Linked DNA regions of Homo sapiens: region 1 is linked to region 2. Evidence: read pairs that join two places in POLR2A ChIA-PET (ENCODE). Cell type or tissue: MCF 10A. All regions are shown on one strand. Links, peaks and the distances in the headings refer to the core of each region. The heading gives the core; the rest is flanking DNA.

What was found. ChIA-PET counts read pairs that join two places held together with the same protein. Peaks named below come from ENCODE experiments on the same cell type or tissue, not always from the same donor. Only the 100,000 strongest peaks of a DNase experiment are listed, where the experiment ranks them.
Region 1: POLR2A ChIA-PET joins it to region 2 with 5 read pairs; 2 of 35 experiments call an interaction of 5 or more read pairs at or near these places.

Annotation. Positions count from the first base shown.
Region 1 is chr15:89,941,384-89,945,774 of GRCh38, forward strand. No RefSeq gene overlaps it. Among named protein-coding and RNA genes, the nearest start is that of ARPIN-AP3S2, 31 kb to the left of the region's middle. In MCF 10A, for the core only: no CTCF peak of the experiment used is centred there; no DNase peak of the experiment used is centred there.
Region 2 is chr15:89,819,572-89,823,962 of GRCh38, forward strand. It overlaps LOC124903551 (a long non-coding RNA gene), which reads right to left. Exons shown (of 2, transcript XR_007064753.1): 2 at 3,613-4,128. Among named protein-coding and RNA genes, the nearest start is that of ANPEP, 6.9 kb to the left of the region's middle. RefSeq lists enhancers at 2,205-2,705, 2,706-3,206. In MCF 10A, for the core only: no CTCF peak of the experiment used is centred there; DNase peaks (open chromatin) are centred at 1,320, 1,830, 2,680 and 4,050.

The sequences.
Region 1 (4,391 bases), core at 116-4,115, 120 kb after region 2:
CCAACCTCAGGTGATCCACCCGCCTCGGCCTCCCAAAGTGCTGGGATTACAGGCATGAGCCACCGCGCCCGGCCAAGATCTAAAACATTTTACCAGCCAAGAACCACATATGAAAGAATTATTAGAGGATGTGTTTCAACAAGAAAAATTAGGAATTTGTGGCAGACAGACACTAAGAGGGTCCCCAGTGATCCCCACCTGTTGGTGTTCACTCCCTTGTGTAATGCCCTCTCCATGAGTGTAGGTGGGCCTGTGACTTGCTTCTAGCCGATAGGAGACAGCAAAAGTTCTGGCTTCTATTTTGCTAGAAAATTTTCTCCTTTGCTTACTCAGAGGACCCAGCTGACATGTTGTGAGCTACCCTATGGAGATATCCATATTGCAAAGGCCCAAGGGAAGCCTCCAGCCAACATCCAGCTAGGAACTGAGACCCTGAGGCCAACAGCCCTGAATAAACTAAATTCTGAATCTTTCCCCAGTCAACCCTTTGGAGGAGAGCCCAGCATTGATTGCAGCCTCAAAAGACCCTGAATCAGAGGGCCCAGCTAAGCTATGCTTGCATCCTGGCCCAGGAAAACTGTGAAATAATACATGTTTCTTTTTTGTTGTTGTTGTTGTTTTTTACCTGAGACAGAGTCTTACTCTGTCAACCAGGCTGGAGTGGAGTGGTGCAATCACAGTTCACTGCAACCTCCTCCTCCTGGGCTCAAGCGATCCTCCCACTTCAGCCTCCTGAGTAGCTGGGACTACAGGTGCACACCACCCTGCTCAGCTAATTTTTGTATTTTTTGTAGAGACAGGAATTTTGCCTTGCTGCCCAGGCTGGTCTTGAACTCCTGAGCTCAAACGACCCACTGGGCTCGGCCTCCGAAAGTGCTGGGATTACAGGAAGGAGCCACAGCGCCCAGCCATATTTTGTTTTAAGCCACTAAATATTGATAATTTTTTGTTTTGTTTTGTTTTTGTTTGAGACAGAGTCTGACTCTGTCGCCTAGGCTGGAGTGCAGTGGCGCGATCTCAGCTCACTGCAACCTCCAACTCCCTAGTTCAAGTGATTCTCCTGCCTCAGCCTCCTGAGTAGCTGAGATTACAGGCACGTGCCACCACGCCCAGTTAATTTTTGTACTTTTAATAGAGATGGGGCTTCACCATGTTGGCCAGGATGGTCTCGATCTCCTGACCTTGTGATCCGCCCGCCTCAGCCTCCCAAAGTGCTGGGATGACAGGCATGAGCCACCATCCCTGGCCAAATATTGATAATTTTTAATGCAGCAATTGATAAGACAGAATCCAAGAGGGAGATGTGAGATATAAGGAGTGGTGGGTAAAGAAGCCAGTAAAACTTTTTGATGTCCAAGAAGGTGTGGATTAAAAATAAACAAAACAAAACTCTGCAATGGGAATCTCTGATTATTTCAACATGGGAGGTGGGAAGAGGAGAATAAATGAAAGAGGGAAGAAAGAGAGTAAAAGATTTCTTGTTTTATTTGAAGGTACGATATAGATTCTTATTAAAATCTAGAGGTTGATATATAAATACATTGTAAATATTTATTTATTTATTTATTTATTTATTGAGACCGAATCTTGCTCTGTCACCCAGGCTGGAGTGCAATGGTGCAATCTTGGCTCACTGCAACCTCTGCCTCCCAGGTTCAAGCGATTCTCCTGCCTTAGCCTCCCAAATTGCTGGGACTACAGGCGTAAACCACCACGCCCAGCTAATTTTTGGGTATTCAGTAGAGACGGGGTTTCACCGTGTTGGCCAGGCTGGTCTCAAATTTGTGACCTCAAGTGATCCGCCTGCCTCAGCCTCCCAAAGTGCTGAGATTACAGGCGTGAGCCACCGCACCCAGCCAATTGTAAATATTTACATAAAAATTTCAGGGTAGAGAACTTCCTGAAAAAACAATTAAATTATGGTAAAGTATTGTTTAAGAGACATATACCCATAAAGAAGTGGAGAATGGTGGAGAGGACAATAGTAAGACAATAAATAGATGGACGGCTGGTAAATGATGCAGCATACCCAGGAAGACTGAGTCCTAGAGCAGGAGTTGGAGGCAGATATACTGCAAAGAAAGGATACCATAGAAAAGGAACATTCAGGAATTTTCTGAAGATGAGTTTTTGGAAATTAAAAACATGACGGTAGAAATGAAAAGTTGGAATTGAAGTGGAGGAAATCTCCCAGAAAATAGAGCAAAGAGACAGAGACAAAGAGATGGAAAATAGAAGAGAAAATAGAAAATAAAATCAAGCCTGGCATGGTAGCTCACACCTGTAATCCCAGCACTTCAGGAGGCCAAGGCGGGCAAATCACCTGAGGTCAGGAGTTCAAGACCAGCATGGCCAACATGGTGAAACTCCGTCTCTACTAAAAATACAAAAACTAGCTGGGTGTGGTGGCACATGCCTGTAATCCCAGTTACTCAAGAGGCTGAGGCAGGAGAATCACTTGAACCTGGGAGGTAGAGGTTGCAGTGGGCTGAGATCACCACTGAGATCACACCACTGCACTCCAGCCTGGGCGGCAGAGTGAGACGCCATCTCAAAAAAAAAACAAAAAAAATTAGCCAGGCATAACGGCACACACCTGTAGTCCCAGCTACTTGGAAGGCTGAGGCAGGAGAATCATTTGAACCTGGGAGGCAGAGGCTGCAGTGGGCCGAGATCGTGTCATTGCACTCCAGCCTGGGCAACAGAGCAAGACTTTGCCAAAAAAAAAAAAAAAAAAAAAAAAAATCAATACAGGAGGTCCACTGGTCAAATAATAAGCAGTTAAGAAAGAAGAAACAGAGAAAGTGGAGGTGGGGAAGTTTATTTTCAAAGCAATTTAATTTGATAAAAATTTCCAGAATTTTTACCATGATGCGCAGCACTGCTATGAAGTCTGTGTAGTTAAGAACACATTATCATTGTTCAGCTCATGCTTTATCTCTTTCGTTTTGTTTACTTTGATTTGCTTATGTGTGCATTTATGCATGCATTTATTTATATAATGAACCCTCATTTGAATCCACAGCCCAACTAGCCAATAATATCCATGGGCTTCTTGCCTTTCCCATCTCCCAGCCTCCCCCAACTAAAGATAACCACCATCCTAAATTTGGTGTTTCTTCTTCTTCTTCTTTTTTTTTTTTTTTTTTTTTTTAAGTATTTCATTTTATGAGTCAGGGTCTCACTCTGTCACACACACTGGAATTCAGTGGTGTGATCATAGCTCACTGCAGCCTCCACCTCCTGGGCTTAAGCAATCCTTCCACCTCAGCCTCCAGAGTAGCTGGGACTACAGGTGTGCACCACCACGCACAGCTAATTTAAAAAAATTTTTTTTGGTAGGAAGGAATCTTGCTATATTGCCCAGACTGATCTTGAAATCATGGCCTTAAGTGAGACACAGCATCAGGCCCTTTTGGTTTTTAAAAACAGCTTCATCACATTTATAGGGGCCTGAACAATGAATTGTTTCCTTTCACTTGGTTTAGAATGTTATAAAAAGGGTATCACTCTGTGTGGTCACCTGAGACATGCTTTTTCCACTCATTATGATACCATCCAGATTCATACTTGCTGTTCCCTGGTTCTTTAATTCATTCACTTTCAAAGCTGTATAATATTCCATTGTGCAAATGTACCAAAATGTATTCATTCATTCTCCTACCAGTTTGGGAGAATTGGGAAGGTGCATGTGTGTGTGCGTATGTGTGTGAATGTGTACTGATAGTGAAAGAGTTCAGTCTTCATCCTCTATGGTTGAAAATCAACAGATGATAACTAAAATTGAAAATGATCAAGAAGTAGCAATATATGTGTAATATTTAGAGATAAAGGAGTAAATATGAGAAGAATCATCAAAAGGAATAAGAGGCCTATGCCGGGTGCAGTGGCTCACGCCTGTAATCCCAGCACTTTGGGAGGCCGAGGCGGGCGGATTCCCTGAGCTCAGGAGTTTGAGACCAGCCTGGGCAACATGGTGAAACCCCGTCTCTACTAAAATACAAAAGATTAGCCAGGCGTAGCAGCGCATGCCTGTAATCCCAGCCACTTGGGAGGCTGAGGCAGGAGAATTGCTGGAACCCAGAGGTGGAGGTTGCATTGAGCCGAGATGGCGCCACTGCACTCCAGCCTCGGCGACAAGAGCAAGACTCTGTCTCAAAAAAAAAAAAAGAGGCCGCGCACGGTGGCTTACGCCTATAATCTTAGCCCTTTGGGAGGCCGAGACGGATGGATCACTGAAGGTCAGGAGGTCAAGACCAGCCTGGCCAACATGGCGAAACCCCATCTCTACTAAAAATACAAAAATTAGCCGGGCGTGGTGGCGAGTGCCTGTAATCCCGACTACTCAAGAGGCTGAGGCAGGATAATTGCTTGAACCTGGGAGGCAGACG
Region 2 (4,391 bases), core at 141-4,140:
TACTATGCTACCATTCTAAAAACAATAAATCATAGCTGGACGCGGTGGCTCACGTCTGTAATCCCAGCACTTTGGGAGGCCGAGGCAGGTGGATCACCTCAGGTCGGGAGTTCGAGACCAGCCTGACCAACATGGAGAAACCCCATCTCTACTAAAAATACAAAAATACCCGGGCATGGTGGCGCATGCCTGTAATCCCAGCTACTCAGGTGGCTGAGGCAGGAGAATCACTAGAACCCAGGAGGCAGAGGCTGCGGTGAGCCGAGATCGCGCCACTGCACTACAGCCTGGGCAACAAGAGCGAAACTCTGTCTCAAAATAATAATAATAATAATAATAATAATAAATCATATTTTAGAAGTATTGAAAGAGTACTTTCTGTTTTGTTTTGCTAATAATCGTGGAGTGGGAAGACCTTTTTAGGTATATGAAATCCATACTCCACAAATGAAAAGACCGCTACAGTTGACTACATAAAGGTAAAAATCTCTGCATTGCACAACCACCACAAGCAAAGTCAAAAAGAACCCTCCATAACAGGGGAAAATTAGCTATATGTTGCTAACTGTTGACTCTCAGAGATGGGTATATTGAGGGTTCATTATTACTGTTATTTTTTAGTGTGTTTTCAAATTTCCATAACAAAAGGAAAACTTAAATATATACAAACTTCTGTATGGCAAAAGCCAAATATTACACTGGACAATAATATTTGCAACACATATAAACAACAACAGATTAATATCAATAATGTCCTAAAAAGGTCCTACAAGGTGTTTGTAAAAGACATAAAAACAGGCCAGGCGCAGTGGCTCACGCCTGTAATCCCAGCACTTTGGGAGGCTGAGGCGGGAGGATCACGAGGTCAGGTGATCAACACCATCCTGGCTAACATGGTGAAACCCCGTCTCTACTAAAAAAAAAATAATAATAATACAAAAAATTAGCCGGGCGTGGTGGTGGTAGCCTGTTACTCCCAGCTACTTCGGAGGCTGAGACAGGAGAATGGCGTGAACCCAGGAGGCGGCGCTTACAGTGAGCCGAGATCATGCCACTGCATTCCAGCCTGGGCAACAGAGTGAGACTCCGTCTCAAAATAAATAAATAAACAAACAAACAAACATTAGGGCAGAATAGGACTTGGGAAAATAAAATAAAATAAAAACAACACAACTGAAAACCGGGCAAAGGATTAGATCTGAAACTTCACAGAGGAGGAAATTTTAAAAGCCAACTAACAGGTGAAAAGATGTTTAACCTTAGTCATACTCAGGAAACACAATTTCAAAACAATGAGATGTCAGTTTTCACTTATGATGTTGGCCAAGGTCTAGACCAACGGATAACATCTAGAGTCGGCCAGGGTGTGGGGAACTGGGATCCCCCCACAGTCCTGGGGCACATGGGAATCGCTATGAATAAAATGGCAAGCCCTATTCACAATTTAACCACAGCTACCCTTTCATCCAGTGATCCTGTTTTGGGGAATTTATCCTAAACCCAGGGAGTAACGAAACTACTGCTTAAACCATTCATGCAGGAGGAGGCTTATTAGAGCATTCCTTGTTCGAGAAGAAAAATAAGCCAAAATGTCTGTAGAGCACCCTTTAAACAAGTGAATAAAGGTCCACAGGAAACAGTGTACACAGTCACAGAGCGTGTGTGCTAACTCTGTATGTATCACCTTGGAATGATGTCTGTTCGTACATTTTTAAGTTCAAAAGCAAGTTCCAAGCAATGCATTTCATCTCACCCTCTATTACAACAGCCCCAGGGATTGTCCCCATTTTATAGAGGAAGCTGATGGCTCAGGCGTGAGTAACCACCCCAGGCCAGTGCCCAGCTTGTGTCAGACCTTCCGAGGAAGCCACATCTGTCTGACCCAGCAAAGCTGCAGGGTCCTCTCTCTGGGTGCGTCATTCGGGTGTATTGTCATGAGTGCTGGGATGAAATGGAAATGAACTTGCCAAATTATTAACCCACTCTGCCTCAGTGAGGTTGACTTGAGCCAGGGGTGGGCTGGGGGAGGGAGACAGGGGAGAGACTATCCATTTTTTCCTTATATGCTTGTTTATTCTTTGAATTGTTAGAACAAACGTGAGATTTTCATAGCAACCACCCACCACTACAAAACCATTAAAATACTGCTTAAAGGGTGAGGTGCAGTGGCTCATACCTGCAATTCCAGCACTTTAGGAGGCAGAGGAGGTTGGATTGCTTGAGGCCGGGAGTTCAAGACCAGCCTGGCCAACATGGCAAAACCCTGTCTCTACTAAAAATACAAAAATCAGCCGGGCGTGGTGACATGCACCTGTAATTCCTGCTTTTTGGGAGGCTGAGGCGCAAGAGTTGCTTGAACACAAGAGGCAGAAGTTGTAGTGAGCTGAGATCGTGCCATTGCACTCCAGCCCAGGCGACAGAGTAATACTCTGTCTCAAAAAAAAAAAAAAAAAAAAAAGAGAGAAAAGAAAAGGTGGAAGTGGGAGGGGCAGGCAGGACTCAGAATGATGCCTCCCTGCTCATCCTGCGTGGCATCCCTTGCTGCCACCTCCATCTCAGTAACTCAGCCCCACGTGGTGCTCGGAAGAGCCCTTGGGAGAGGGTGCGTGATCTCAGGGCGTGGCAGCTTAGTGGGGGACTTTCCCCAAAGACTCCTTCTCTAGGCTGGAGTCCCTTGGTGAGGACGGGAGCAGCTGTTTCTAAACCTCCCTCTCCCCACAAGCTTAAGCAGCACAGGCTGCCTGCAGGCACTTTGGTCAGCTGTGTGTATGCGTGGCTCCCGTGCACCGAGGATGACTGGTCTACCTGGGCAACAACAGCAGGGATAATAAGCTCCGTGGGCGCAGGGTTCCTGCCTGCGCTGTTTTCCACTGTATGCAGCACTTAGCACAGGACTTGGCACATATAGGGCGAACTAAAGAACCAAAGCAGGGCATGATGGTGTGCATCTGTCATTCCAGTTTCTCAGGAGGCTGAGGTGGGAGGATCGCTGGAGCCCAGGCCTTCGAGGTCAGCCTGGATAGAATGGTGAGATGACAGAAACCCCCACACTGTGACGAGGGAGGGCAGGAGAAGGTGAGTGTCCATGGGGCACTGTTGAGGAATGAGGTGCATTGTCAGATGGACAGGTGGAGGGAGGGTGTCCGTAGCAGAGGGACCAACATTTCCAAAAGCAGGGGGTCCGGTGCATGGCGAGGGGGAGGCTGGAGTGCTCAGGGACAGTGGAGCCCTGAATGCCGAGCTAGGGAATTGAGCTCTATTCCTGGGAATCCTGAATCCCTGATGAAGTTGGAGAAAAGGACACTGATGGAATTAGGTTTGCCTTTTAGAGAGAGCCCCTGGGGACAGTTTGGGGACCAGATTGGAAGGGTGCCAGGTAGGAGGCAGGAAGAGCAGTTGGTGGCGGGTGGGGGGGTGGGGTGCCCTCCAGAGACAGAAGGAGAGCAGTTCAGGGATATTCCAGAGGTGGCTTCAGGAGGCCTGGTGACCAGCAGTGGGGGAGGGAGTCAGGGGAATGGGGCACCAGGGCTGCTGCTGGGGCTGGGGAGGGCAGTGCTAGAGTCAGTACTTCCTGGCACTGAGATTTTTTTTTTCAATTTCTTATTGCTGTTGTTTTCAAGAACTCAGTTTGGATTTTATTATAAAATTGATTAAAAACACATTTTTTGGAAAAAAAAAAAAGACAAAGAGTAGCTTTTACAATGAACTTCTTTGGGAACTTTCTCAGGAAGTGGGAAAGGGCCTGTTGTTGTCCAGGCTGTGGAAGGGATGGAAAGGACCTAGAGCCCACAGAGGTCCCTGAGGTGGCAGCAGGGCAGGGCAGAGTGGGGTGGGGGGAGGAATGGACCAGGCAGGTGGGGACGCCAAGTCCCGCATGGCACCCCTCGGCGGGCTCCCTCCCCAGTGCCCCCTGGATGCCACACCTAAGCACGGATGTGGTTCCCCCAGGAGTCCCCCAGGGCAGGGCAGGGCAGGGACCCTGCAGAGGAATGCTGGGTAGGAGGCAGCTTTGTGGTCAGACAGACTTGGCTTCCTCAGAAGGTCTGACACAAGCTGGGCACTGGCCTGGGGTGGTTACTCACGCCTGAGCCATCAGCTTCCTCTGTAAAATGGGGACAATCCCTGGGGCTGTTGTAAGAATTAAATGAGAAAAATCCTGTACAGCATTTAGCAATGCCCAGCCCTTAAGAAGCCCTTGGAGAGGAGCCCCCCAGGGATTGTCTTAGTGGGTCTTTGACCAGGTGGTGTGGCTCACACCTCCAAGCTGTCCCCTCTACAGAGGGGGTTGGGTGGGGGTGGGAGAGGAGACCTCATGCCTTCCGATCTGTCCTGGGCATGAGGTCTCCTCTTCTCCATCACGGATGTCCCACCCACTCCCACGGGTTCACCAT